Linked DNA regions of Homo sapiens: region 1 is linked to region 2. A link is a loop called in an ENCODE intact Hi-C map of the cell type or tissue named here. Cell type or tissue: K562. All regions are shown on one strand. Links, peaks and the distances in the headings refer to the core of each region. The heading gives the core; the rest is flanking DNA. Region 1 overlaps KCNJ6-AS1 (KCNJ6 antisense RNA 1). Region 2 overlaps DYRK1A (dual specificity tyrosine phosphorylation regulated kinase 1A).

Region 1 (15,454 bases), core at 3,726-8,725, 72 kb after region 2:
TTATATTAACTAACTATATTTTTTTTGGGGGGTGGGGGATACCTATTCTTTGCTCTCCTCTTCATTTGATGAAATTTTTAAAATTTTCTAAAAAAGAGAATGGATTGGTAATCTGGTCTTTCCCCTGGCATCTGGAATCAATATTTATTTATTATCAACAGGTGAGACATTATTTATTTATTTATTTTAGCCTCACAGCTCATTATTGGTAATGATGTCATGCAAAGTTTTAGAATTGTTGTTAAAATTGGGAAGACCTCTATCAAGTTTCTTTCACACATGGGCTTTAAGTGTTCAAGGCATTTCATGTTTTCTTGACTATGCTTAAGTAGTCTTTGAACCAACATTTCCTCATTATCCAGATGGTCAAGATTGCCTATATTATGAGTTTTTCATTATCAGTGTCAGTATTCAGTGCCACAAAAGCAAAAAATTGGAATCTTATTTCACTGTGTTCCTATGATTCACTTTTTTTTTTTTTTTTTTCAGACAGGGTCTTGTGCTGTTGCCCAGGCTGCAGTACAGTGGTATGAACATGGCTCACTGTGGCTTCAACTACCCAGGCTCAAGCAATCCTCCCACCTCAGCCTCCCATGTAGCTGGGACTACAGGTGCGCACCACCACACCCAGCTACTTTTTTGATTTTTTTTGTAGAGACAGGGGTCTCACTATGTTGCCCAGGCTGGTCTCAAACTCCTGGGCTCAGCAATCCTCCTGCCTTGGCCTCCTAAAGTGCTGGGATTATGGGAGTGAGCCACTGCACCTAGCCCACTTCTTATTATTAATTGGATATCAAATCATTCAAGAAACTATTTATTATTTCTATTAGAAATTTATCTTCCTATTAATGATTTACTGCTTTTGGTGTAAACTTTTTTGTTATTGAAGTTCCTTTTTTAATATAGAAATAATTTCTGTTGTTTCATTATTCATCATTATAGCTTTTAAAATATTCTATTTTTTTCTTTTAACCCTTTAACAAATTTTAAATTGTCAAAAAGTTACTTTTTATGCATGTCTACATAAAGAGTCTGTAATTTCTCCCATGTTTTATCGAAACATTCCAAAACATCTTTTCAAATCACAGTTAAATTAACATATTCAAGCTTCGTCAACATTTTGAGTAAATTTTTTTTGGCATTCCTGTTGTGTTTGGGTTTCTCTCTCCCTCTGTCATGCAGGCTGGAGTGCAGTGGTGCAATCATACTTTACTGCAGCTTTGAAATCTTGGGCTCAAGTGATTGCCTTTCCTCAGCCTCCTGAGCAGGTGAGACCACAGGCATGTACCACTCTACCTGGCTATATATATATTTTTTTTTGGTAGAGATAGGTGCTGTTATGTTGCCCAGGCTGGTCTTGAACTCTTGGCTTCAAGTGGTCTTCTACCTTGGCCCCCAAAAATGTTGAGATCATAGGCACCCGTCACCACACCTGGCCCTCTCTTGAATCTGTAATAACATATACTAGAATCCTCATAATACTATTATAACCATGTTTCAAAGGTTGGAGAGGTTTATAAGGACATCTCTGTAATTAGACCCATCAAAGAAAAATCCAGTTGATATGTGTGCTTAAAATACTCCATCAATGAACCTGAACTGCCCCCCCTGCCACATATAACTATTGCAGAATATCAGGGTAGTTAAAACTTTAGGTCCTGTGTAGGCAGATACTTTTCCTATGAGTCAAAGAAATGAGATGTTCAATGCCCATATATTGTGATATTTGTGTCACCAAGCTGGGTGAATTGGAAGAGTGTGTAGGAAGAGTATTCCTAGAGGTCATTTCTACACTAGACTAGCTGGTGATAAGTTCATGTGGAAGTAATTGTGAAGCACATACATTTATCCTGTTAAACCCAAACTAAACTTAATCCCACCCCTGAGCCAGAACACAAAAATCACGGCAGCCACTCCAGTTCCACCAGTCATGAGGGGAAGTGTGATAGAGGGAAACTGAAGTAGGTGGAGACAGTGGTCTAATTCTTGAATCTGTGTATTGATGTCATTCATCAGTTTTGGGAAAAAATTTCAGCTAGCATCACTGCAAATATTTATTCTGACCTATTTTGTCTCTCTTCTTCTCTGGGACTTCAATTACATGTGTATTAGACCATTTGGTATTACCTTACATTTCTCTCACCCTCTGCTTTTTAAAAAATACTTTTTTCTTTCTATGCTTCAATTTAGAGAATTTCTACTGAGAATTTCAAGTTTACCAAAGCTTTATTTTGTTCATTCTGCTATTAAGCCCGCCCACTGAATTCTCTACGTTGGTATTGTGTTTTTTAGTTCTACAATTTCCATTTGGTTCTTTTTTGGGGTTTTGATTTCTTTGCTAAAATTCTTTATATTTTCACCCATTTTGCCCATATTTCCCTCTAAAAATGTCACCATATGTATTAATTAGTTTAAAATCTTTAGTTGCTAATGCCAACTCTGGGTCATCTGTGGGCCTGTTTCTACTGACTGCTTTTTCTTTTGATTATGGGTCATACTTCCCAGTTTATATGCATGGCTTGTAGTTTTTGTTTTTTTTTTTTTTGAGGGAGTCTCACTGTCACCAGGCTGGAGTAAAGTGGTGCAATCTCAGCTCACTGCAACCTCTGCCTGCCAGGTTCAAGTGATTCTCCTGCCTCAGCCTCCCGAGTAGCTGGGACTATAGGCACAGCCCACAATGCCCAGCTAATTTTTGTGTTTTTAGTGGAGACAGGGTTTCACCGTGATGGCCAGGATGGTCTTGATCTCTTGACCTTGTGATCCCCCTGCCTTGGCCTTCCAAAGTGCTGAGATTACAGGCGTGAGCCACCATGCCCAGCTGGCTTGTAGTTTTTTTATTGAATGCTGCAGTTTATGTATACCATAGCAGTGGAGACTGAAAGAAGGTACTAATTTTTCTAGGAAGTGCTTGCCCTTTTGTGTGTCAGGTATCTTGGATTAGGATCTGATCTCTTCAATCTAATAATTAGTTGAGCTGAATTAGAGTTGAGGTTGCCACTCCAGTTGATTTAGTTCACCTCTGGTTTCAAATATCTTGAGTGTGAGATCACCCTCTCTCCAGGAAGGCTATGAAATCTAAGCACCATGACACCACAACATTTCTCTCTGCTTTTCTGTGTCATCTCCTGACTTCTTGGACACCATTTATTCAATAAATTTCTATGAGAGAGAGTTGGAAGACGGACAGAGATGTCCAATGCTGTATTTGGGATTCCTCCAGGTTCAAGTCTAACACTAGCTGTAAAATTTCCAGTTAGTTTCTCCTTATTCCCCCAAATTTTATTTGCCTGTAGCAGACTTGATTTTCTGTCCATCTACAACCCCATGCTTGACAACTTACCACAGGAATGGAAGGGACCAGTTTTCTCACCTGACATGGGCTCATCCATCTCTGGAATTTAGTTTATTTGGATTTCGAATCTATAGGTTTTAAATAGTTTTAAAGAAAAAGACAATTTAATAGCTTACCAGTGCTTTATCCTTGCTCTGCTGGAGTGGTGGTCTTTTGTGATTTTTTACATCCTAACCAGAAGTTGAAACACTTAATATCTTTTTAATTTTGTAAAATCTCCTTTTTTTTCATTTTTGCATTTTACATTTCTTTTAAGGCATTATTTGTTTTGTTTATTGGCTCTGATGTCCCTTCTAATTTAGTTTTTATTTCTGAAAAATTTCCTTTATACTTCTAATTCTGTTTTGTGTTCTGTCATCTTCATCTGTCTTTCAAATCTTATATTTCTAAATGTTTCTAATTATGATTTAAATGATACTTTAAGATACTTTAATGACACCTATCATTTTCCTAGTTCTTTTTACCTCATTTCAAATATTAGGTTACATTTTCATCTTCATTGAATGTGTACCTCTCTGTTGTATTTTCATTGTCTGTAGGGCCAATATTATTGTTGTTATTAATATGTTATTATTCTGCTTTCTCTTATCATAACTTTATATTAGATTTGGCTATCATCCATTTTATTGCTTTTTTTAAAGTGAAACAAGTTTTTCTTTGTTCATAGGATGAGGCATAGGTCAAGACAGGTTTTCAAACTTCATGGGTCTACATTCCCTCTTCTGTTGTTTTTCCAAAATGATTTCAAAAATACTGCCTGTGTTTTCTGAGATCTGACATTCTGATCCCCATTCTGCATTTTCTTCTAAGTCATTTCTCTTATCTGGGCATTTTGTTTGCTAGCTTTGAAGACTTATAGACTGCTTCACTGTGGTCAGAATAGTATTGTGGTCTCCTTTACCCACTCAGGAACTGAACCCGGTAGAGTCATCTCCCAACCTGCCACTCTCGGATTGGAGCTCTGTGCTTTCAGTGAACACAGGTCAGCAGTGTTGTTTTTTCCTGTCCTCTGGACTGTTGGAATCCCAGTTGACTTCCCCAACTTGCCAGTTGTTTCCCTTTACACAGATCCTCATACCACGTGGGTCCTGCAGCTGTTGGTGGTTTGTGCCACACACTCTTACTGTGAGATTCTTTGGGATTCCTGGTCATTGATTTTGTTGTAGAAGTACAAAGTCTTTGATTTTGATATGCTAGTTATTCAGTCTGTTTTTATAAGGAAATTTGAGGAGATTAAATTATTAAACCCTATAATCTCCCCAGAATCCTTGTCATAATTATGTTCAAAAGACTATAAAAGAAAAAAATAGTTTACTAATTATCCACCTCTGGTGCCAGTCAACTGAGATATTTCTGGAAAGGATGGTTCTCTCTCAGTTTGATGGCTAGACAAGGTCATACACACCATCTATGGCTGTTTGCAAAGACCCCCCAAAAGCCTGATCTGGTTCCTTGACACCTTGAATTTTCTCTGTCAAGGGCTGAACTGTGTCCCCCAAAAGTCATCTGTTGAAGTCCTAACCCCCAGTACCTCAGAATGTGACTGGATTTGGAGATAGGACTTTTAAGGAGGTGACTGAGGTTAAATGAGGTCACAGGAATGGGTTCTAATTTAAACTGACTGGCATCTTTGTAAGGAGAGGAGGTTAGGACACAAACAGACACAAAAGGAAGACCCTGTGTAGACTCAGGAGAAGACGCCATCTGCAAGCCAAGGAGAAGGGCTTCAGACTGAAATGAAATGAAACCCCCACTACAGACACCTTGATCTTGGACTTCCAGCCTCCAGAACTGTGAGAAAATAAATGTCTGGGCCGGGTGCAGTGGCTCATGCCTGTAATCCCAGCACATTGGGAGGCTGAGGTGGGCAGATCACAAGGTCAAGAGATCAAGGCCATCCTGGCTAACATGGTGAAACCCAGTCTCTACTAAAAATACAAAAATTAGCTGGGCATGGTGGCGGGCACCTGTAGTCCCAGCTACTAGGGAGGCTGAGGCAGGAGAATGGCGTGAACCCGGGAGGTGGAGCTTGCAGTGAGCTGAGATCGTGCCACTGCACTCCAGCCTGGGTGACAGAGCGAGACTCCGAGACTCCGTCTCAAAAAAAAACAAAAAACAAAAACAAAAAACACATTTTGTGGAAAGAACAAGAAAGAATAAGGTAGAGTGATTTTTATTTTATTTTTTCTGTTATTTTGGCACAGGCACGACAAAGACCAGGAAGTGATTGGTCTTTTATCTGTTTTCTTATCTGTTTCTATTATGGCTGTACCTGAAAGTGTTTAAATTATACCAAATATTTTCTTGCTCTCTCTCTCTGTGTCTCTCTGAGTTTTACTCCAAAGGTTTTCTGGAGAGGGCACGCGGTGGAAACCAGACTTTGTTGGCGGAAAGAGATGGTTCAAACCTTTTGTCTGCTGCTTGCTCACTGGACGTTGGGCGAGGCATCTTACATGTTTGAGCCACTGCTTCCTCATTTGTAACTGGGAAATGATGCCCTCTCAACGGATAGACATGAGCGTTATATGAGATAAAGCTGTAATTTGCTTCCTGGCCCATAACAGACCCCAAATAAATGCTATTTTCCATTTCTTCTCTTCCTTCTCCCAACCCATAGTTAGCCAGAAAAAAACCAGTTATGAACCAAAGAAAATTCCAGTTCACTGAATCCCTGTTTACATTTATGTAAATTAGAAGCATAAATGTAAATTACATTTATGTGCACTGCACTCCCAAATCAGTGTCCTCAGCAGGAGTTCAAAGAGGTGCTGCTCCCAGACTCAGGAAGTGCACCACTAGGCCGGTCCATGGACAGTCTTCTGAGCATGGGCCCCTCTCAGAAACAGAGGCTGTTTCAAGAATTCTATAGACATTGCATTTATTGGGCAACTGGCAAGCTGATGTCCCACCTAGTGGTCAGTGGGAGGTAGCCCATTTCAAGAAGAGATGAGAAGACCTTTCATAATATCTTCTGCTGGGCAGAGCCTGAAGAACTGTGTCAGCTCACCCCATTCTCTCCATTTACAGAGGCCTGGGCACGTACAGCACAAGCGTGAGGCATGACAGGTGCAGCGTGCAACGTCCTCTGGCAATGAGGGTGGGGCTGGTGAGAGTCACTCTCCTGGAGAGAGAGAGAAAGTCCTGAGATTAAGAGGCATACCTTTGAATGGTTTCCCTAAAATATAAAATATTTCAAATACACAGAAAAGTTTATAACACACAACACATTCCCCACCCAACTCTCTTGAGTGCTAACATTTTGTCACACTTGCTTTCTGTTTTATTAAGAAGCAAAACAATACATATGCCGTCAAATCTCCTAAAATACCCTTCCACGACCCTTTCTCTTCCCTGTCTTTCACCCAGTGGTAACCATCAGCTCCAATTTTGTGTGTACCTTTAATGGCATTCAAAAATTCCACTAACATCCCATGTGTGAATCCATTTTTTACATGTTTTCAAAATTTATTTTATTGATGACATGCTGTATGTATTTTTTCTATTATGAATAATGCAATGAACTTTCTTGTGCCATTTTCCCTATGGAACTTCTGCAAAAGTTTCTCTATTATTTTTTTACATGTGGAACTGCTGGATCAAAGAGCAAATGTTTTCTTTCCAGAGGTATTGTACCAAATTACCCTTCAAATCTCCAGAGGTAAGAAGACCTCATGCTCTATATTTGCACTTATGTTGAGATTGTTAGTCTTCTTAATATTTTCCATTTGATGGTTATGAAATGACATTTCATACTGTTTTGATTCATAGTTTCTTATTTAGTAGCTATATTGAACATCTTTTTATGTTTCTTGGCCTTGTATTTTTTTTCTCTTCTGAATGGTCTGTTGATATCTTTTGCCTTTTATTTTTAGTTTTCAGACAGGGTCTCGTTCTGTCATTCAGGCTGGAGTGCAGTGGCGGGATCACAGCTCACTGTAAACTTTGTCTCCCAGGTTCAAGCAATCCTGCCTCCTCAGCCTCCTGAGTAGCTGGGACTACAGGTGCACGCCACCATGGCTGGCTAATTTTTGTGTTTTTTGTAGAGACAGAGTTTTGCCATGTTGCCCAGGCTGGTCCCGAATTCCTGAGCTCAAGTGATCCTCCCACTGTGGGCCTCCCAAAGTGCCAGGCATGAGCCACTGTGCCTGGCCCCTTTTATTTTTTAGTTGGACTTTTTTCCTTACTGATTCTCAGGGTTGCCTTATATATTCCTAATAGGAATCCCCATTTTCGGTTATATGCTTTGCAAATATCTTCTCCCATCTGTATCTTATCTTTTTTATAAGTAAAAAGTTTAAAATAGAGTTATATACATTCATAAAAATGCACAAATCATAAATGTAGAGCTCAATGAATTGTTACACCCATGTAACCATCCAGATCCAAGAATTGGAATACAACTTGCCCTACTTCCTGACCATTCTAGCACCTGCCACACTCCCAAGATAAGCACCGTGCAGATTTCTGAGTAACTTTGTGTTGTTTTGAACTTTATATGATGAAGTCGCACACCATATACTCTTTGGTTTTTGTTTTTTTTCACTTGATTATAAAGTTGCAAGATTCGCTTATAATGTTGCGTGCAGCAGTCATTGTTTATTTCCCATTTCTATTTAGTATTTCAATGTATGTATCTACCTACTTTCATATGAATCCATTTGAGTGTTAAAAATGTTTGGGTAGGATGGACGTGGTGGCTTATGCCTGTAATCCCAGCACTTTGGAAGGCCAAGGCAGGCAGATCACTAGAGGTCAGAAGTTCGAGACCAGCCTGGCCAATATGGTGAAACCCCATCTCTACTAAAAATACAAAAATTAGCTGGGCATAGTGGCACATGCCTGTACTCCCAGCACTTTGGGAGGCTGAGGCAGGAGAATCGCTTGAACCCAGGAATCGGAGGTTGCAGTGAGCCGAGATGGTGCCATCACATTCCAGTCTGGGCATCGCAGCGAGACTCTGTCTCAACAACAAACAACAGCAGCAGCAACAACAACAACAACAAGTGTCTGGGTAATTTCCATGTTTGAACAATTATGAATAAAGCTGCTGTGAACATTCTGGTACATGCCTTTTGGTGCGCACAGAGCGAAAGTGCGAGGTCATAGGGCCCACGCGTCCAGCGTTTGTAAAGTCTGCCTGTAATGATGCTGCGAGTGCTGAAGACCCTTCCATTTTCGACCTGTCAGGATGTTAGCTGCTGCTGGGAGCTGCCTGGCCAAATGCTATCCTCTTAGCCCAGTGACAGTCCTGATTTAATGACTAGGAGATGTGGGGATAAAACAGCCCAGCCCCACAGGTTAATGCTGGACGTCTCTGAAGGACCATCCCAGCTTCAGAACTTCCTGAAGGATCACCTGAAGTCTCCATTTCAAAGTTGAACAGAAGCAGTCAGGACAAATACAATTTTCCCTTCTTACCAGTGTAAGGGGGAAAGCAACCTTGTATTTCTGGAATCAACTCCATTGGTCATGATGTATTTTTTATATTTCCCTTGTTATTATTGGTAGTATTTTAAAAAAGATGTTTGGACCTAACTGCATGAGGGATATTGGACTATCATTTTCTTCTCTTATCTTCTCTTGCCATAAAATGAGTAGGGAAGAGTTTCCTCCTACTATATTTCTGAAAGAGATTGGTATTTTTATTTCTATTTGATAGACTTTACTGGTGGAACCATCTGGGATGAGTAATTTCTTTGTGAGAAAATTTTAAAATTACAAAATTCAATTTCTCACTATATATATATATGTAGATGCGATTTCTCCTAGGTTTATAATTTGTGTCTCACAAGGAATTTGTTCATTTCATCTAAATTGTCACATGTATTGGCATAAAGTTGTTTATAATATAACTTTATTAATTTTTTACTATTTGTAGGTACTATAGTAATGAGCCCTCTTTATTCCTGATATTGATAATCTGTGTGTTGTCTCTTCAGTTTTTTTTTTTCTTAATCAGTCTATTTAGAAGTTTATCAATCAACCAGCTTTTGATTTCCTGTAAGTTTTCCTATTATTTGTCCACTTCCAATTTCACTGATTTCAGCTCTTTACTGTTTCCTTCATTCTTTTGATTTTGATATTATATTACTCCTCTTTTTTCTTCTAATTTCTTTAGGTTGATACTTAGATAACTGATGTTAGACTTTTCCTGTTTTTCAATAAAGAATACATTTCTGACTACATGGCAGCATCCCACATATTTTGATATTATATTTTCATTCACTCGCATTGAAATATTTCTAATTTCCTTTGTGATCTCTTCTTTGACCGATGAATTACTTAGAAATGTACTACTTAATTTCCAAACATTTGTGGATTTTCTAGATATCTCTTTTAGTGGCTTGTATTTTAACTTCATTGTAGTTAGGGTACATACTTGGTATGATATAAATCCTTTAAAATTTATTGAAACTGTTTCTGACACTGGATATGGTCTATAGTGAATGTTCCGTGTACACTTTTTACAAGATCTCTCTTAAATAAAATGCAAAGCTATAAAATTTCTAGAAGAAAATTTGCATAACCTTAGGTCTATTGATGAGATTTTACATATACAACACTAAATGCATGATCCATTTAAAAAGTTTATAAGTTATTTACAAGATCTCTCTTAATTTATATAAATATACATTGAAATCAGTACTGCCTGCATCACTGACTTTTATTTTTTATTTTTATTTGTAATTTTTTTTTTTTTTTGAGGCTGGAGTCATTGGCACGGTCTCTGCTCACTGCAACCTCTGCCTCCTGGGTTCAAGTGATTCTCCTGCCTCAGCCTCCTGAGTAGCTGGGACTACAGGCATGTGCCACCACGCCCGGCTAATTTTTGTATTTTTAGTAGAGATGAGGTTTCACCATATTGGCCAGGCTGTTCTCGAACTCCTGACCTCGTGATCCTCCTGCCTCAGCCTCCCAAAGTGCTGGGATTAGAGGCGTGAGTCACCGCACCTGGCCGTATTTTTTATTTTTAATTTGTTATTATTTGGGTGAATTTAAGGGGTACAAGTGCAATTTTGTTACATGATTATATTGAGTAGTGGTGAAGTCTGGGATGTTAGTGTATCCGTCATCAGAATAATGTACATTGTGCCCATTAAATCATTTCTCCTCATCCACCTCCCTCCCACCCTCCACCCTTCATAGTCGCCAGTGTCCAGTAATCCACAGTCTCTGTCCATGTGTACACATCCTTTAGCTCCCATTGATAAGTGAGAACGTGTGGTATTTGTCTCTTTCTAAATCTCCACGGGTTTAACATAACCTAAAGCATCTGTTGGTAAACTCAGCGTTTCAGGTGTGAAAACTCTGAAGTAGAGGCACCATCCAGCGAGATGAAGCAGTCAACTCTGACCCTACCCTAATGTGTGACTTAAGAGTCCTGAGCACCTGAGCACCTTACTCTGAAGATGACTGTCCCCAAGGGCATGCTGTGTCCTAGCCCAGTGTCAGTAACAGAGCTCCTTCTGCCTCATGCCTTACCCTCTTCTCCCTCTGCTCAAGAACCAGTTGTTTGGCTGTGAAAGTGGCACCACGTAGGGAAGGGAGTCACACACCCAGCCCTGAATCCTGAACCGGCTGGGCACAGGTGTGCTGTGAGAGTCTCGGAGCCTCCCACAGGGATCATCTTGCCTGCCTTGCAGGTTGGGTATGGACGATACATCACTTATGTGTGGTGCCAGCCACAGAGTGAGCAATGAACACATTCATTCATTTATTCCACAAATATTTATTAAGCAACTGCTTTACACCAACAACACCGTCCAGGCACTTGGGATAGGGTAGTGATTAAAATATAAAAAGGCCTGCCCACGTGGGGCTTAGACTCTAAAAAGCAGCAAAGAAAATGTAAACAAATAAACATATTTCAGGTCAGGAGTTGGCTGGGGCTGCTGGAACAAACTGCCACAGGCCGGGTGGTTTGAACAACTGAAATCTCTTACTGATCTTCCTAGAGGCCGGAAGTCCAAGGTTGAGGTGTCCCTGGGGTTGGTTCCTGCTGGGGCTGTGAGGGGAAATCTGCCCAGGCCTCACCTCAGCTGTAGATGACCGGGCTGGTCCTGCCCAGGTCCAGCCTGGAAGGAGAATATCTCCTTGGTCTAAGAACCATTTGCCTTGTGTGGGAAGAGATTGATAGGTGGAAGTTTCAGCGGGGGAGTAGGTGGGAGTGACTGATGTGAAGGAGAAAAACTAGCCATGAGGGACAGAAGTTGGAATGCTAGCTGTTTGTCTAGCCACCTTATCAGCATAAGCATTGCCTAGAGCAATGGGATCTGATGCCTTTTGATGCCCCTTGCAGTGAATGACTCCAGCTTCCTTTGGAAGTAAAGCGGCTTTGAGAAGTGTTTTTATTGAAGAGGGATTAATGATAGAGGATCCTTGTGTAGTGAGGAAACCTCTTGTATGGTGGTGCAGGATATGGATGGCATATTTAGAGTCAGTATAAATATTGACGTGTAGTCCCTTTGCAAGAGTGAGGACTTGACTTAAGGCAATGAGTTCGGCTTGCTGAGAGGTAGTGGATGGGGGCAGAGCGATAGCCTCAATGATAGGTGTGGAAGATACTATAGCATAGCCTGCCTTTGCTGGTGAGTGGCGATTAGGCCTAGTGGAACTGCCATCAATAAACCAAGTGTGATCAGGGTGAGGAACAGGAAAGAAGGAAATATGGGGAAATGGGGTGAATGTCAGGTGGATCAGAGAGATACAGTCATGGGGATCAGGTGTGGTATCAGGAGTAATGTGGGAGGCTGGATTGAAGGCCGGGCTAGGAACAATGGTAATTGTGGGAGACTCAACAAAGAGTGAGTACAGCTGAAGGAGCCGGGGAGCAGAAAGTATATGTGTCAGGTGTGAGGAAGAAAATAGATTTTGGAAGTTATGAGAACTGTAGAGAGTGAGTTGAGCATAGTTTGTGATTTTAAGGGCCTCTAAAAGTATTAGGGCAGTGGCGGCCGCCGCACGCAGACTTGAGGGCTAGGCAAAATAGTAAGGTCAAGTTGTTTGGACAGAAAGGCTACAGGGTGCGGTCCCAGCTCTTGTGTAAGAATTCTGACCACACTAACCATGCCTAGGAAGGAAAGGAGTTGTTGTTTTGTAGGTGCTGGGGTTTGAGAGATCAGTAGGACATGATCAGCAGGGAGAGCACGTGTGTTTTTATGAGAATTATGCCGAGATAGGTAACAGATGAGGATGAAATTTGGGCTTGACTGAAGTAATGGGGGCTATCTGTGAAGGCTTGTGGCAGTACAGCCCAGGTAATTTGCTGAACCTGATGGGTGTTAGGGTCAGTCTAAGTGAAAGCAAAGAAAGGCTAGGATGAAGGGTGCAAAGGGATAGTAATGAAAGCATGTTTGAGATCCAGAACAGAATAATGGGTTGTGGAGGGAGGTATTGAGGATAGGAGAGTATATGGGTTTGGCACCATGGGGTGGATAGGCAAAACAACTTGGTCAATAAGGCGCAGATCCTGAACTAACCTGTAAGGCTTGTCTGGTTCTAGGACAGGTAAAATGGGGGAATTGTAAGGAGAGTTTATAGGCTTTAAAAGGCCATGCTGTTGGGAGGCCGAGGCGGGCGGATCACAAGGTCAGGAGATCGAGACCATCCCGGCTAAAACGGTGAAACCCCGTCTCTACTAAAAATACAAAAAATTAGCCGGGCGTAGTGGCGGGCGCCTGTAGTCCCAGCTACTTGGGAGGCTGAGGCAGGAGAATGGCGTGAACCCGGGAGGCGGAGCTTGCAGTGAGCCGAGATCCCGCCACTGCAGTCCAGCCTGGGCGACAGAGCGAGACTCCGTCTCAAAAAAAAAAAAAAAAAAAAAAAAAAAAAGGCCATGCTGTAACAGGTGAGTGATAACAGGCTTTAATCCTTTTAAAGCGTGCTGTGGGATGGGATGTTGGCATTGAGCAGGGTAAGGGTGATTAGGTTTTAATGAGATGGTAAGGGGTGCATGATCGGTCGCCAAGGAGGGAGTAGAGGTATCCTATACTTGTGGGTTAAGGTCGGGGGAAACAAGAGGAGGACGCAAAGGAGGCTTTGGATTGGGAAGAAGGGTGGCAATGAGATGTGGCTACAGTCCAGGAATAGTCAGGGAAGCAGATAATTTAGTTAGTGTCTCGGCCTAATAAGGGAACTGGGCAGGTGGGGATAATTAAAAATAAGTGCTTAAAACAGTATCGTCTAAGTTGGCGCCAGAGTTGGGGAGTTTTAAGAGGTTTAGAAGCCTGGCCGTCAATACCCACAACAGTTATGGAGGCAAGGGAAACAGGCCTTTGAAAAGGAGGTAATGTGGAGTGGGTAGTCTCCGTATTGACTAAGAAGGGGATGGACTTTCCCTCCACCGTGAGAGTTACTCGAAGCTCGGCATCCGTGATGGTCTAGGGGGCTTCTGAGGCGATTGGGCAGTGTCAGTCTTCAGCTGCTAAGCCGAGAAGATCTGGGAAGGAGTCAGTCAGAGAGCCTTGGGCCAGAGTTCCAGGGGCTCTGGGAGTGGCTGTCAGGTGAGTTGAACAGTCCGATTTTCAGTGGGGTCCCGCACAGATGGGATGCGGCTTAGGAGGAATCCTGGGCTGCAGGCATTCCTTGGCCTGGTGGCCAGATTTCTGGCACTTGTAGCATGCTCCCGGGGGAGGAGGTTCTGGAGGAACCCCTGGCAGCTGCGCTTCAGGCGTTTGGAAGTTCTTGTGTCCTGGAGATGTGGCTGGGGTTTGTCTCACAGTGGAGGCAAGGAATTGCAACTCAGAAATATGTTGCTACTTGGCTGCTTCTACTCTATTATTGTACACCTTGAAGGTGAGGTTAATTAAGTCCTGTTGTGGGGTTTGAGGGCTGGAATTTAATTTTTGGAGCTTTATTTAAAGTCGGGAGCGGATTGGGTAATAAAATGTATATTGAGAATAAGACGGCCTTTTGACCTTTCAGGGTCTAGGGCTGTAAAGCGTCTCAGGGTTGCTGCCGAACGAGCCATGAACTGGGCTGGGTTTTTCATATTTGATGAAAGAGCCTAAACGCTAACTGATTTGGGAGAGGTCGGATAAAGAAAAAGGAGCATTAACCTTGACTATGCCTTTAGCTCCAGCCACCCTTTTTAAGAGGAAATTGCTGGGCTGGTGGGGGAGGGCTAGTCACGGAACGAAACTGTAAGCCAGACTGGTGTGAGGAGGGGAGGTGATAAAAGGATTATAAGGTGGAAGAGCGGAGGCTGAGGAAGAATTGGGACCTAGCTCAGCCTGGCGAGGAGGGGAGGGGTCAGATGGGTCTGTAGAAAAGGAAGATTAGAAGGACTCAGCGATGCTTGGGGTTGGGACTGAGGGGACAGGCAGGAGGGAAAGAAGGAAGATTTGGGACGACTTGCATTGGGAACAGAGACTAGAGAGGGACTGATGTGTAAAAGAATGCCTGGATGTCAGGCACCTCAGACCGTTTGCCTATTTTACAACAAGAATTATTTACATCTTGTAGAATGGAAAAATTGAAAGTGCCGTTTTCTGGCTATTTGGAACCATTGTCAAGTTTGTATTGGGGTCAGGTGGCATTGCAGAAGAAAATAAGGCATTTAGGTTTTAGGTCAGGTGTGAGTTGAAGAGGTTTTAGGTTTTTAAGAACACAGGCTAAGGGAGAAGGGGGAATGGAGGGTGGAAGCTTGCCCATAGTGAAGGAGGTAAGCCCAGAGAAAAGAGAGAGTAGAGACATGGAGAGAAGGGGTGGGGGGTTCTTGACCCCCAGAAAAGCGGAGAAGGGGTGGCGACACAGAGAGAAGGGGTTGGGGGGTTGTTGCCCCCAGAAAGGCGGTACTTGCCGCTAAGGGTGAAGGACCAAGGCAGGCGTCCCGTGGTAAAACACCTCTGAAACGTGGGTGAATAATCAGGGAGGTGTCCCCGCGTGATTAAACACCAAGGGAAGACTTCTTGAGTCCGTGACTGGCGCTGGAGTTTTGGGTCCACGGATAAAACGCGTCTCCTTCGTCTCTACCAGAAAAGGAAAGGAACTGAAATTAAGGGAGAGATTAAAGTGTGGTGCCAAGATTGAAAGGAGAAAGAGGTTGAGGGACAGTGAGAGAGGTTGGAGAAGAGAGTAAAAACAAGGCCACTTACCGGAGTT
Region 2 (15,454 bases), core at 1,993-6,992:
TAAATTACTTCTTAAATGGAATTTTTGTCCACATTGCTTGAGTTTTCCCCTACCTTAACCAGACTTCATTGTATTTTAGTTAAGTGGTGGACGAGAGAGAACCTGGTTTTAGTCAGAGAATATGAAGACTTTGTGATATACTTTCAAGTTAATATTAGAGATTTTGTATGTGTGTGTGTGAGTACTTTCAGTTTTAATGGTATAGCTTCAGAGTATAAATTTGAACAAAATGAATTTTAAACTCACAGTTGTATTGTTTTGTGTTGTGATATTTCAGGTGGCTCATCGGGGACAAGCAACAGTGGGAGAGCCCGGTCGGATCCGACGCACCAGCATCGGCACAGTGGTGGGCACTTCACAGCTGCCGTGCAGGCCATGGACTGCGAGACACACAGTCCCCAGGTGAGCTCGCACGTGGTTCATTTGCTTGTGTCACCTGCCATTCTCAGGTGGAGCAGCACTGGATGCCAGGTGCCTTTAGAATGACCGTATCATTTACCCTAGAGGTTCATGACGTTCCTGTCTAAGGAAATGTAAGTATTTATCATAGAGAAGCACATTCTTGCAGTTTTCCTCCTCCTTGTCTAGAAGTGGCTAACACTTATTGGGGGCATAACAGTTGTTGTTTTGAACAGTTTTTTTCCTGTGTTTATCTCATTTACCAAAGCAGCGTTTTGAGCCTCATGCTTTTTTGATTCCCATTTTACAGTGGAAACTGAGACTTCATGGGCTAAGTAAATTTCCCTGGGTCATGATCTGAATGACTCGACTCTGCTTCCTCCCATGATTTTTTAGCATTTATAGTCCTGGATTCTGAATCAATTTCTGATTTGATTTTAGCCTTTTTGTTGTTGTTTTGTTTGTTTTCTGTTTTTAAACCTGTTGAAGAGGATCTAATTAAGTACTTTTTCAAAATTGGAGTGAAGCAGATGGTGATGGTAAAAATATTTAAATAATCTAATAAAGTTGTAAGTTGGTTCATACCGAGTTTTGCGTGATGGTGTTTGAAGGTGAGAGGCCAGTGTAGTATTTGATGGATGAGTAAACTGCTGTTGATTAAGAGTGCTCTCCATTCTTGTGACTAGGGCAGCTGAATGGTGCTGGAGAAAATCCCACATGCAGCTGTTTGTCAGCACTGTTAATACTCACCAACCTCTGCTGGGCAGTCTTACATGTTTTCCAAGTTGTCCCATCCTCTCCTATTCTCTTTAATAATAGTTTCAAACTTTTCTACTCTTAGAAACCTTTGCCCTCCCCTTCTCTGTTCTTACCCACTCTTTGCTTTGTAAGGAAAAGAGTCTTCAGACAGGAACTCTCTCCACTTTGTAACATTGAATACATGATCCTGCCTATGTGTGCACTGTCCACTTCTCCTCTACCCCTTTTTTGTTAGAAGCAGTGTGTTTCTTTCTGCCTAAGGCCAAGCCCACTCATTGCCCTGATCCCCTCTCTCCTGCCATCATGGGGGCTTTGCCCTTTGGTCTCCCTCAGCTCCGGTGTCTTCACTCTCTCCTCTTTTGGCTTTTTCTGTTGATCAGCATTTCCTCATCCTCAGGCCTCTCCCATCTTAAGCAGCACCTTTGCGTGTCCCCCTTTCTTTCCCTATACTTCTGCTACCTGTGGTCTTTGTCTCTTTACCCTGAAGACCTCTTTGCTTGTTCCACTTAGGTCCTGCCCTCCAACTCTCCTGCCGGTGTCAGCGGTGACCTTTATTCATGGGTCCAGTGGACACCCTAATGCTGTCTTTCTGCATTCTACAACTTCATTTGGCAGTGTTGACTTTTCCCCACTCTTTGAAACACTCACTGCTGGTTTCCTTGGCAGGATGTTCTTCTTTCCCTCCCCCCACCCCTTTTCTTTGCCCTTTCCTTCACTGTCTGTTTCGTTTTTTTTCTTCTACCCAGCACTGAAACCTGGGTGTTCCTCGAGGCATGACCTGTGTCCCTTCCCTACTCCGCTTAATGTTTCCTGGATGATTTCAGCCACACCTGCCAGGGCCTGCAGTCACCATCCTCATGCTAGTTGCTCCTAAGTCTTGACTTCTGACTTAGACTTCACTTCTGAACCCCTGGGGCCTTTCTAATTGTTTACTATAAATGTCACCTTGAAAGTCTCAACAATATGTGCACACACAGCACATAAACTGAAGTCATCATTTTCACTTCCTTCCCAACGCTTCTACTTTTGCCATTCTTTGTAAAAATGGCCCTAAATTTACCCATTTGCTCAAGTTGTAAATTTGGGGGCACTCCTCTCTCCCTCTTTCCCCACACTGAATCAGACAGTAAATTATCTGGATTCACCACATCTTAATACGTTTTTATTCTCCACCTTTCACTTTACCTCATTGTTATGACTTGTCTTATTAGAATGGAGTGTCTCATTCCATTCACCTGTCAGCACCATTCTCTTCCCTGCAGCCAAGTGAGCTTTCACTAAAGTGGTCTGTTCTTGCTATTTTCCCTACTTTTTTTCTCCCCTGCTGAGACGGAGTCTTGCTCTGTCGCCCAGGCTGGGGTGGAATGGAACAATCTCTGCTCATTGCAACTTCCGCCTCCCTGGTTCAAGCGAGTCTCCTGCCTCAGCCTCCTGAGTAGCTGGGATTACAGACGCACATCACCATGCTGGCTAATTTTTGTATTTGTAGTAGAGACGGGGTTTTGCCACGTTGGCCAGGCTGGTCATGAACTCCCGACCTCAGGTTATCTGGCCATCTCGGCCTCCCAAAGTGTGGGGATTACAGGCATGAGCCACTGCACCTGGCCTGTTTTCCTTACTTTAAACCAGTTTTGACTTGCCCTTCTACCTGAAGTGAAATGTAGACTTATTATCAAGGCGTCGGTGCTTTCCAGGATCTGGTCCCCACCGAGGCCATTCTTTCTCCTCTTCACTCACCCTAGTCACACTAATTCATTTTTCACTTTGTGTAATATGCCACATTCTCTCTTACTTTTCTTACATTTCCTGTGCTCTCAGCCTGGAACACTCTTTTCCTCCTCCTTTTGTTTTGGTAACTACTATTTATGCTTCAGGTCTTAAGTATCACTACTCCCAGGGGCTCTCTCTAAATCTTTAGACCATCCGCCTGTCTTGTCTTCTTCCCTTTCTTTCTTCCAGATCTATTCCATACCGCAAACACATACAAGAGTAGCATAAGACACCGCGTTCTTCCCACCTGGATTTCACAGAGGTCAAGATTTTGCTTCAAATCCTTTTTTGTTACTTAATTTTTGAGTGGTTGATATAGTCACATGGTTTTAAAAATAAGTAAATATAAAAGGGAATTCAGCGAAAGGTTTTCCTTCCTTCCATGCCTTCTAGCCCCTCAATTTCTAAACCAGTGTTATTAGTTTATTAGTTTTTTGTATACTTTTTGAGATATTTTATACATATTCAAGCAAATACAAATACATATTCTTCATCCACCCTTTGTACACAAATAGTACCATACCAGGCAAACGCTTTCAGAACATCTTGGTTTTTCTAGTCTTGACATATATTTTGGAGCACTTTCTGTATATCAGTAAATAGAGAGCTTTTTCATTCTTTTATTTATTTGCACAGTATCCCGTTGTTTAGATATTCCATAAGTCTTTTCACCATTCCCCTATTGTTTGTTTATTCATTTTTAAATTTATTTTTAGAGCTAGGGTCTTGCTCTTTAGCCCAGGCTGGAGTGCACTCGTGTCATCACAGCTCACTGCAGCCTTGAGCACCTGGGCTCAAGTGATCCTCCCACCCCAGCCTCCTGAGTAACTAGGCCTATGATTGTGTCCCAGCACACCCTGCAGTGAGGTCTCACTATGTTTCTCAGGCTGGTCTTGAACTCCTGGGCTGAAGTGATCCTCCCACCTCAGCCTTCCAAACTGCTGGGATTACCGATGTGAGCCGTCTTGGCCACCGGTCCCCTATTTATTAATGGACATTTAGTTCATTTCCAACCTTTTTTACTATTTACAAATGGTAGTTTAATAAATAACCCTGTACGGTAGTGTCCCTTCTTATCCACAGTTCCAGTTATTCAGTCAGTCACGGTCCAAAAATATAAAGTGGAAAATTTCAGAAGCAATTCGTAAGTTTTAAATTCTGTTATGAGTAGCACGATGAAATCTCATGCTGTCCCACCCTGGGCATGACTCATCCCTTCGTCTAGCATGTCCACACAGTAGATAAGTTACTTTGCTTTGTAGCCATCTAGATTATCAGATCAAAAAACATAGTATATAGAGGGTTTAGTCCTCTGCAGTTTCAGGCATCCAGTGGGGATCTTGGACTGTATCTCTTGTGGATAAGGAGGCACCACTGTACATGTCTCATTCACACATAGACATTTTATCTGTGATATAAATTCCTGAAAGCAGAATGACTGTTTCAAAGGGTAATGTGATTTATAATTTTGATAACTATTGCCAGATTGCCCCCCATGTGATTTTCTAATCCAGTAACTTGATTAACTTCATATAAAAACCATATAGTATTTTCTGAGAACTCACTGCCAGCTTTTCTACTGATTGTTTTCAGTAGTATCTCTTAAAAGTTTGGTTCTCAGACCACCTTTGTTGAATAAACCCTTAACAATTTGTGCCAGCCACTGGATAGAGACTGAGCCTTTTGCCTTCCTAGAGCTTACAGTGACACAAGTAAATAAAATGAACATGAAGAAAAATGGCAAGTAGCATTAGCTGTTAAAAAGAAAATAAGGATAATTTGGTAGAGAAAGACTGTTTGTTGGATAGGATGTATTAATTAGAATAGGCCAAACTCTGATATAACAGACCCCCAAAATATGGTAGCTTAAAGAGTACCAAGTTTCCTTCATTTTTGTGCAACAGTCCAGAATAGGTGTTCAGGTTAGTGGCTAGGCCGTCTTCCAGGTCCTGATCTCCTACCATCTTGTGGTTCCACCTTGCCCTAGGGCCTACTTGTCTACTGTGTCCAGCAGGCAGAAGGACTTGGGAGGTATTATCTTGTGTGCCAGGCTAGCAGTGACACAAGCTTTCATTCACATTCCATTGACAGCTTAGACATATGGCCATCAGTAAGTACAAGGGAGGCTGGGAAGTGTTGTGTAGCCATGTGCTCAGGAACGAGAAGAATATTGTGCACAACCAGTAGCTTCTGCCACAGTTGTTGAGGCAGCATCAGCCAGAGTGGTCAGGGAAGGCTCTGGAACTGAAGCGATGAAAAAGAGACATCCAAGCAATAAGAAAATCCAAGAAATAACATTTCTAGGCAGAAGGGAGCAGCGTGTTACTAGTACACTGAGGCATTTGAGAGATTTTGACCCAGGGGAGGAATGGAAGGCAGGTCTTCTTTGTTTGGAACTCAGGTAGCCAGGGATAGGATGGGTGGAGAAAGAGGTTAGAGAAGTGGGCATTGGCCAGATGATGCAGATCGTTGTATCCATTTGGGTTTATTTTGTTTTTCTAAGTGCAGTGAGAAGTCATTAAAGGATTTTAAATAGGGAAGTGATTGGATTTGTGTTAAGAAAAGATTGTTCCTGCTACCCTTTGGAGAAGGGCAAGGATGGAAACAAGGAGTTCATTTAAGGGGCTGTTGTGTTAGCGTAGGCAAGAGATGATGGGGATGAAGAGAAGAGGCCAAATTTGGAATCTGTTTCACAGGTAGACTCATAAGTTCTTGCTCATGGGTTGGACAGAGGCATTGTTGAGCAGCTAGGTAGATAGTAGTCCTTTATTGAAAGAAGAAAGATGGAGAGAGGAAGGACATGAGGGAAAAGTAAAGACTTCCTTTTGGACCTGCCCAGAATACTGTCCAGCCCTTTTCAGGAAATATTTGCTGACCCCTGGCATAAACAGGGCTCCCAAGGAAGGACAGTGGCTAGTGAAATAGATGAACCTATTTAAGGATATAACTTCCTAAAAATTGCAGCTTTCATGATGAAATTTTTTGCCCTTGAATGTATTTGGGATTTTGTGTTATAAAACTGTCTTAACACATTAAAAGTTTCAAAAACCGTTTCCCCCTGATTAATATGATGCTAGTTTGTTAGTGTCATGGCTTTTGATGGAAGATTAAAGCTTGGAAACAGTCCTCTGAAAAATCCTTTTAAAAATCTGTTCTTTCAGGTGCGTCAGCAATTTCCTGCTCCTCTTGGTTGGTCAGGCACTGAAGCTCCTACACAGGTCACTGTTGAAACTCATCCTGTTCAAGAAACAACCTTTCATGTAGCCCCTCAACAGAATGCATTGCATCATCACCATGGTAACAGTTCCCATCACCATCACCACCACCACCACCATCACCACCACCATGGACAACAAGCCTTGGGTAACCGGACCAGGCCAAGGGTCTACAATTCTCCAACGAATAGCTCCTCTACCCAAGATTCTATGGAGGTTGGCCACAGTCACCACTCCATGACATCCCTGTCTTCCTCAACGACTTCTTCCTCGACATCTTCCTCCTCTACTGGTAACCAAGGCAATCAGGCCTACCAGAATCGCCCAGTGGCTGCTAATACCTTGGACTTTGGACAGAATGGAGCTATGGACGTTAATTTGACCGTCTACTCCAATCCCCGCCAAGAGACTGGCATAGCTGGACATCCAACATACCAATTTTCTGCTAATACAGGTCCTGCACATTACATGACTGAAGGACATCTGACAATGAGGCAAGGGGCTGATAGAGAAGAGTCCCCCATGACAGGAGTTTGTGTGCAACAGAGTCCTGTAGCTAGCTCGTGACTACATTGAAACTTGAGTTTGTTTCTTGTGTGTTTTTATAGAAGTGGTGTTTTTTTTCCAAAAACAAAGTGCAAAGCTGCTTGAATCAGGAGGAGATTAACACACTGAACCGCTACAAGAGGGCAAAGCTGATTTTTTTTTTAACTTGAAAAGATTGCAAAGGGACATTGAAGTGTTTAAAAGAGCCATGTCCAAACCCATCTTCATGGATAGCTCAGAGGTATCCTCTTTTTGCTCCCCCATTTTAACTTGCCACATCCCAGTCACAGTGGGGTTTTTTTGTCTTTCTATTCAGCAAAAGTTAATATTCAGATGTTGGTCTTGGTCATTTGCCAACTAATTTTAAAGTAAAAGGCACTGCACATAATTTGCATAAAGGGCCCCATGAGGGTGTTTTTTTTTTTTCTTTTTGTCCCCCCCATCCCCCTTTTTTTTTGTTTTGTTCTGTTTTGTTTTGGGTGGGAGGGTGGGAAATTTGGGTTTTTAAGTCCTCTAAACACACTTGGGCACGGAAATGCAGTACTGTAAGGAAGAGGGACCTCCAGCTTCCACAAACACCATCTTCAGCTGTATGAAAGGGACGGTTGTGGTGAAGTTTGTCAGGCACAGTAAGCATGCTGAGTGGCGGGGATCAGAACTCTCCTATCTGAACCTACTGAGGAGCAAAGCAGCAATTACATGGGATCCTGTGGCTCTCCCGTTGCAGAGGCCACAGGAAGATAGGATGGAACGTGACTGGTCTCCTAACCAAGGTGCACTGAGAAGCAATCAACGGGTCGGTCGTGGCCAGTCCTGGGGAGGTCTGAGTGGTGGTCTTTGGGATAACCTTTGGCCTTATGGATTTGGACTCGAAATTAGAAGAGCCTACCATTTCAGATGCAATCACTTTTGGACATGCTTTTGCAGACAGTCCTTAATGCTGAAAACACAGAGAATGGGTAATTCAAGAGGCCTTTCTTTTAAAATAGACTTTTGTGACCCACTAATTGTAAGGTATTGCAAGGTCACTTTGCGTGTGTCATAAAGTTGACTTCCTTATTGGTTGAAGGTCACAGAAGTAGTGGTTTGCTTTGATGGAAATAGCTACAGCTGTGTCCCTTCCTGCTTTTTACTTTTTCTTTTGCTTTTTCTCGGCACGTGGTATCTCCACCATTTCTTCTGCACAAAGATGTCTTCTGTTCATCCTGAACATTTTTAAAAAATGCAGAATTTTATGTGACTGCTTTTTTGCCTCACAATTATGCTGTGAATTTTACAAAAATTTATTTTCTTTTTTGATAATTTATTGTACCAAAGCTGTTTTTATAGCACATAGATGTCTGTAACCAATAATGTAGCAGTTCTGCACTTTGACACAAGGTGTAACTAGACCATTTTTAAATGTCAGTTGAAAATTATGGCTGTACTATTGCTTAAACAAAACTGGAACTGTTGTTGAATCCATAGCCAATACATTTACAGCAATCTGTGTACTGAACATAGTAGATTGACATCTAATTCAAGATTACAACATCTGTTACATTCTAAGTGTGTTCAGGCTTCTGAAGGTAAAGGGACACTGGATCCAGAAGCTATGGAACCAGCAGTTGATTCTTGTATTCCTGATTAACCTACTTGTAAACTTGAAAGCAAGACCTTGATTGCACCAACAGGTCCAGAGTATGAGTGCAAGCAAAGCAGAACTCTCATGCGTGACCTGAGCAGACAGGCTGGTATTTAACAGGTGCCTCGTGTTGAGATTACGCTGCCTTAATGTAACACAGTCTGGCAGTTGCTAAATTTGTGTTCCCATTTTAAATTGACCAATTTTGGGGTGTGACACTTTTGAGCGGTTGAATTGGGAGAATGAAGATAAGTAATTTACCTGTCCAGGATCAAAAGAAGCCTAGAAAAGAAGCAGTAATCTACCTCTGCCGATAACCTGTTTAAGATGACTCAGCAGAACACCGCGTTTCATTCTATTGGTCAATTCCATGTGGCTGACTAGGTCAATTTTTTTTCTGAACAAAAGCAGGTTTTTATATGTAAACAGTGAGAAAAGAAAGGCTAAACACTATGTAAATGTGAATGGAAACTTGGAAATACTCGTTTTTATAAACTACAAAAACTTTTTGTTGTTTATCAGGAAATCCATATTTATTTTGTAATTAACTGTCAAGCCTGTGGATGATTTTTTTGAACTTGGTAGTTCATAAAGGTTTACAGTGAATAAAAGGATATCATCTTGAGTATAGCAATATCAAAAGGAATTCAGTAGTTACTGCTGTTTAGGAATATAAGGTTAAGATATCATATGGGTCAGGTCATTTTTTTTTTCTGTGCTGGTTGCCACATCTTAGCAAGCACCAAAAAACTAAAGCAGTTTTTAAACCGATATTTACGTAAAGAAAATCATAAAATCCAATGCTTCTGCATACTGTGTTATGTTACAGTCCAGTTTTGTGTGCTTTACTACACAGTTTGGTTACAGGACTTCTGTGCATTGTAAACATAAACAGCATGGAAAAGGTTAAATACCTGTGTTCAGATTGTAAGATCTAGTCCGGACTTGCTGTGTATATTGTAACGTTAAATGAAAAAAGAACCCCCCTTTGTATTATAGTCATGCGGTCTTATGTATGATAAACAGTTGAATAATTTGTCCTCAGACTCTTTACTATGCTTTTTTAAAAATTAATTTAAGAAAAATGTAAACATAGTAAAAATCTTCCTATGCAATTAAACTGGTCCAGGTCTGGTAGGTATAGTATCAAAGTTGAGTTAAATGTGTAAAAAGGAAACTATTTGAGATACATTGACATAGGCATCAGCAATCTCTGAAAGTAAAAATTGGAGGTTTAACAGATCATTTTGATTTTTCACATTGATTTTTTTATTTGAATGTTTACATAATTTTGTGATTCAAAATGCTCATATTTTAGTTGGTAGCATTTCGACTGGATGTGAGGGTCTGATGGTTTTCTCTGATATGCTTTGACGTGCTTGGATGAAGGAAGGAATACGAATACTCATTCTTCCTTCCCTAACTCCTCGTACGGGGCCATATCAGAATTCTAGAATTCTTGCCACTGTGATTCAATTGCTAACCTAAAGTCTTCTCTTTTTACAAATTCACCTGCTTCAGTATATATTAAGGTGGCTTTCGAGAGGCAAGATGCTTATTTAAAAGTTAAGCGTGAATCTGTAAAATTAAGGTTGGTTGCGTAAAGTTGAAGTTAACCACATGTAAGAAAGGAAAACTTCCATTAGTTTTCTTCTTAGGGTGTGAGAATTTTACCTAGGCACATGGATATTGGGCTGAAAAAAAAAAACCGACATTTTTATTTAAAACTACATGTAAAAAATCATGAAAGATTCAGTAATTATGTTAGGCTCACAAGTGACCATTGAGTTTGCCCCTGTACTGCTTCCCAGCTTTTGTGGTGTTGAACTTTTCTGTTCTTCCAATAGGGAGATACATAATCAAAATACACACGAAGACGAGATAGCAGGCACTCAGTTCTAGGCCAGTTTCTCAGTTTCCTTTGGGCCTGCCTTTATTTTGATAGTCGCAGAATGCAGGTTCAGATGCGATCCGGTGCATTCTGGGTGGTATCCCCATAGACAGAATACAAGTTCAAGACTCATTTTTATGTCCATTTTTATAGTGGTAGACTGTATGTAATAGACCAGATGGTTCATTCCAAATACATGACTTGGTCTTACTGCTATATATGAAGGAAGTTTGAAAATGTAATGGGGACAAAAGCCGTGCGTGACTTCGGTATACCCAGACTTCATTCAGATTTCTTAAAAATCTGCTAGGGATGTCTGTTGACCAGACGTTGGAAAACCTTTGGTGTCAGGGAGAGTAGAGGAGAAGTTCTGATTTTCATAACCCTGGTTTCTTATCTAGGCCTGTTTCCTTGCGTGAAAACATACATCACCAAGTAATTTGTAGTACAAAGAACAAGAGAAGAAACCCTAAGAAGATAGCTTATTTGTTATCCTCCCTTTTAATGACTAACCTTAATCCAAATGAATCCACTGAGAACCAGCCTGTGGATGCCTACTGGGCTTTCACCCTGGACCAGGAATTTTTGACGTATGCCTGTGTTGAAGGCACTGGATGCTTGTTTTGTGGAAGACATGTTCATTGAGGTAAGTGGCTCATCGCTTGGTGTGTTTGGCTCTCTTTGGCATTATGCATAGCCAAGGTCCCAGATTTTGGCTGCTCTCAGTGGGTGTTCTTGCATCAGAACTTTAAAAAAAATAACACTACCTTAACACTGAGACTGTCAGGTATTTGTCAGTATTTATTTCTAATTTCCTACTTTAAATCTTAGGAGACAAAGTGTTTCTCCAACTGGACGCTGATTTGAAACACAACTAGAATGCTACAGGTCTCTCTTCCAGTATGCAGCTGCTGTACCTGAAAATTTTTCCCCATAATTTCCCATCTTTAGGGTATGTCCCTGTTATCAGGTGTGGAATTAATGTGGGTAAATTTCCATTTCAGTTGAATTTCCTGTCATCCCCAGCAAAACCTGTGAATCCTTCTTCAAAGCATAGAGGAGGCAGAGACAAGTCTTAAACCGGCTTCCCTTCGCTTTTACCAGGTAGCCTGGTTCAGTCCCAGCTGGGTCCTGAAGGAGCACAGTACTAGAGCCTGAGTCATGTTGACTATTAATAAAGTGCATTAAGTTTGGGTCAGGCAAAGTGGTGGCAAAAGTTCATGATGCAGGACAGAGGAAACAAGTGGACAAGACAAGTGGAGCCCAGCTCTGTTCGCATGGGAGGCCGGGCGATGCTGGCATGGGTGTGGTTGGCCGAGTTCTCATAGCTAGAGAAAGGCCGTGTAGGTATAAGTGCTTAATGTTTCATCTGTCTGAAAGACCAGCTATTTGATAATCTTCCCGATTAAATTTCTAAAATTGCTACTTTGGGAATTTTTTTCTTTATTCTTGTAAAGTTTTGCTTCCATTATATACTCATTCATTAGTCAGTGTACTTGCCCCTGAATTCCATATCTGAAACTGCAGTCACGGGAGATTCAGAGCCAAGGGCAAAATAAAGTGGCAGGCACTGGGTGTGTGTGGTAGTTCTGCACTAGGGTGGCCAGGAAGCAGCCAAGCAGGTGTGCCGGGCAGGGAGTTGTTAATGAACACCCAGGCAAGAGGACGGGCCTGAGCCTGAGTGTGGCCAGCAGAAAGTGTTGAGTTGCTTAAAAGAGACCCTGGGAGGATGAATTTGGAATCATCATCCACTCACTGTTGGACAGAAAGACTGCAGAGAAGGGCACTGCTGGGGTGGGGTTTGTTAACTCCCTCTGAAATGAAAGAAAATACCTCTAGTGGCATGAAACGGCTAAGTTTTTTTTAATGTTACTTCTTTAATTTTAGAGACGGTGTCTGGCTTTGTCACGCAAGCTGGAGTTTGGTGGTGTGATTGCAGCTCACTGCAGCCTTAAACAACTGGGCTAGGTGATCCTCCCATCTCAGCCTCCCAAGTAGCTGGGACTACCTGTGCACACCACCATGCCTGGCTGTTTTTAATACGGGGTTTTGCTGAGTTGCTCAGGCGCTCCTCAAACTGCTGGCCTCAAGTGATCCTCCAGCCTGGGCCTCTCAAACATAAATAGGCTGGGCGTGGTGGCTCACGTCTGTAAAGATTTAAAGCGGAAAAGCGGAATGCAGTGAAATAGCATGAGAAAGAGCGTTTTTATGTACATCACAGACAAGCCTTGTTCTGCTGAAGAGGTGATGCCACGAGGTGGGGAGGAGCTCACTTCAGGCACCACTCCCACTTCCATTGCCCGCAAATCCAGGAAAGAAATGACTAATGAACTCTAGTGATCGCAAACTGCTCAATCGGTACTCATCAATTTAAAATGACTGTCCAGCCTTGCTGCACACTAAACTCATCTGTAGAACTTTATAAAACCACGGATGACCATCACACTAGCAGGATTTTAGATTCAGAGTTGGGGTGGGGCCTGGAGCTCTGTTTTCTGAAACTTTGCGGGCCATTCTGAACCTGCAGCCAGGCAGGACTCTGGCAAGAAGAGGCGTGTGGCTAATATGACGGAAGTCTGAATCCAAGGACTTTTTTTTTTTTTTTTTTTGGAGACAGTCTTGCTTTGTCTCCCAGGTTGGTGTGCAGGGGTGTGATCTCGGCTCACTGCAACCTCCATTTCCCAGATTCAAGCGATTCTCGTGCCTCAGCCTTTCAAGTAGCTGGGATTACAGGTGCACACCACCACACCCAGCTAATAGTATTTTTGATAGAGAGGGGGTTTCGCAATGTTGGCCAGGCTGGTCTTGAACTCCCGACTTCAAGCTATCCACCTGCCTCGGCCTCCCAAAGTGCTGGGATTACAGGCGTGAGCTACTTCACCCAGCCCCAAGAACATCTTGAAATGGAGTTTGATTACCAAAGTTTACATAGAGTAATGGATAATTAAAATTTTCAATTTATGGTGCATTACAAAATGTTATAAACAAGCCTCCGGGAAAGGCAGAAATTGCCAGATGTAAGTATATAAAACTTACACAGTTTGTTCCTTTTTGTTGTCTTCCCTTGTGGAGATGGGTCAGTGTAACATCCTATTCATTAATAGCTCTCAGATGTCCCATGAGAATGGCACATGTTATTTCCCAACAGTGGGAATGGAATTAGTTCCTTTATATCTCAGTCTCATCTGGTCTTGTAAGCCGGTGAAGGGTTTCCCAGGGCACCAGCCACCAGCTCTGTATAGTAGTTACAGTTTCCCTCTCTAGAATCCCAAAGAGGTTCAGATCCCACTGCTCCTCTCATTGGCTTCGTGACCCTGGGTACGCTGCTCAACTTGCGCAAGGATTACTGTCCGCTTTGTACAATGGAGATACCTATAGTGTCCACTTAGGAGATGCTGTGCATGCCTCAGTGAGGTAATGTCCGCAGAAAGCACAATGCCTAGTATGTAGAAAGTGTCCGATAAATATAATATGCGGCTAAACAGCGGAGTCCACAGCCTGAATGGAACTTCTTTTTCTACGTAAATACAGCAAACAATGCAGGGAAATGAGGTGGACAGTGTTCTCCGTGGAGGGCTAAACAGCATTGCTTTCCAGCTGACTTTTATTTTTGGAGTCTGGGACTAGGTGTTAACATTCCTTTACTAGTTGGTTTTGCATACCGCACAGTCCCTGCATCTATTTAAGAGTTTTGAGGTTTGTTGTGGGAAGTTTTTTTTTTTTTTTTTTTTTTTGAGGCGGAGTCTCGCTCTGTCGCCCAGGCTGGAGTGCAGTGGCGCGATCTCGGCTCACTGCAAGCTCCGCCTCCTGGGTTCACGCCATTCGCCTGCCTCAGCCTCCAGAGTAGCTGGGACTACTGGCGCCCGCCACCACGCCCGGCTAATTTTTTTTGTGTATTTTTAGTAGAGATGGGGTTTCACCATGTTAGGCAGGATGGTCTCAGTCTCCTGACCTTGTGATCCATCTGCCTTGGCCTCCCAAAGTGCTGGGATTACAGGTGTGAGGGAGTTTTTCGGTAGTTTGCTTTGCCTTGATAAACTATATGATATTTAAATGTTTTATAAGGATGGGTTTTCAGTAGAATTTCTCTGTACAACCTCAGGGAGACTGCCTGGAGGAATAACTGTGGTAAGGGTCTGTTTTTGAACAGGCATGGTCATTAGACCCTTGTGATCACGCATCCAGGGGCCAGTCCCCACCCTTTGCTCCCACTCCAAGGAAAGTCTGTTACATTTTTAGCCTTCAGAGGTTTGATGTAGATAGGAAGAGATGAGGGTGACAGAAATCAGCTCTTAAGTTTATAAATAAAACAGGGATATTATCGGGGAAGCTTTTGAAATGTAATAGGTTGTAACCCACATTTTGAAAGCAGTAAGGAAATAATTGCTGCTTTTTTCTTCTTCTTTATTCTGTTGACTTTGTTGATAATATTAGGTGACTACATCGAGCCTGGGTTCTCTCAGTATTAGCCTGTTATTCCTAAAGTATCATCCTCTCCTTGTATCAAATATAAGGACAAAAATGTCTTAGGATAAAAGTCTGTTTGTTTGCATTAGACTATACATGATTTGCATTACAATGGGCCGTGGATTTGGATGGATGATGAAGCTGAAACAAGGGACCTAATCATGGGATTTAACTGTTCACTTCAGGTAGATAAGATATTTCTGGGAGAAGTAAATTGGATGAGCTTTTGTGCTTCCCAGCAGCTCCAGGTCTTGTCCCTGGCCAGTCTGGGCAGCTCTGCGCTCAGAGGCCTTTGGCACGATGGGTCCTCCCAGCAGGGGCTCCAGCGCTCACCGCTGGGTGAGATCTACAGGGCTCAGTGCGCTTGGAGTCCTGGATTCCTCCAGGACTGCTACTGTATTCCAATTGAGTGGTGGTTTGCTCTTCACAGAGCGCTTACATGGGATTCTTACCTTCTGACTGGAGTGTCACCCTCGCCCAGGAATGTGGGTGCTGGAGAGACGGGCTACCTCTTTCTGTAGGCGGATGTTTCTGAAGGCATCTCCCACTGATTATGTAATGACAGCTACTTAACATCTTCTGTAGTCTTGAAGAATTCAGATGAGGAGCTTGTCCAGGGAGGGCTCCCACGTGCGTATTCACTAATTGTGGTCTTTCTCCCCAGCTCGGTTTTGTTTGCGTATTAGAGTTCTGACCATCTTCACTAGAAGTGGGGGCGGCTAGCAGTGACTAGATGCAAGAAGCAAAACGGTAAATTTCCTTTTACTGGCAAAATTAAAACAG

The links. Hi-C counts contacts between places; a loop is a spot of excess contacts. Peaks named below come from ENCODE experiments on the same cell type or tissue, not always from the same donor. Only the 100,000 strongest peaks of a DNase experiment are listed, where the experiment ranks them.
Region 1: it touches region 2 in a loop (2.4-fold over the local background); 5 of 110 quality-filtered maps call a loop at or near these places.

Annotation. Positions count from the first base shown.
Region 1 is chr21:37,576,502-37,591,955 of GRCh38, forward strand. The region is part of intron 1 of KCNJ6-AS1 (KCNJ6 antisense RNA 1); the gene reads left to right. Among named protein-coding and RNA genes, the nearest start is that of KCNJ6-AS1, 66 kb to the left of the region's middle. RefSeq lists an enhancer at 11,208-11,995. In K562, for the core only: a CTCF peak has its summit at 6,257 (motif pointing left); a DNase peak (open chromatin) is centred at 6,260; H3K27me3 peaks cover 567 bases.
Region 2 is chr21:37,505,822-37,521,275 of GRCh38, forward strand. It overlaps DYRK1A (dual specificity tyrosine phosphorylation regulated kinase 1A), which reads left to right. Exons shown (of 12, transcript NM_001347721.2): 11 at 278-402; 12 at 6,090-15,454. The coding sequence ends at 6,710. KCNJ6-AS1 (KCNJ6 antisense RNA 1) reads left to right here and starts at 12,815. Exons shown (of 8, transcript NR_183540.1): 1 at 12,815-13,221. RefSeq lists an enhancer at 1,826-2,015. In K562, for the core only: no CTCF peak of the experiment used is centred there; a DNase peak (open chromatin) is centred at 4,150.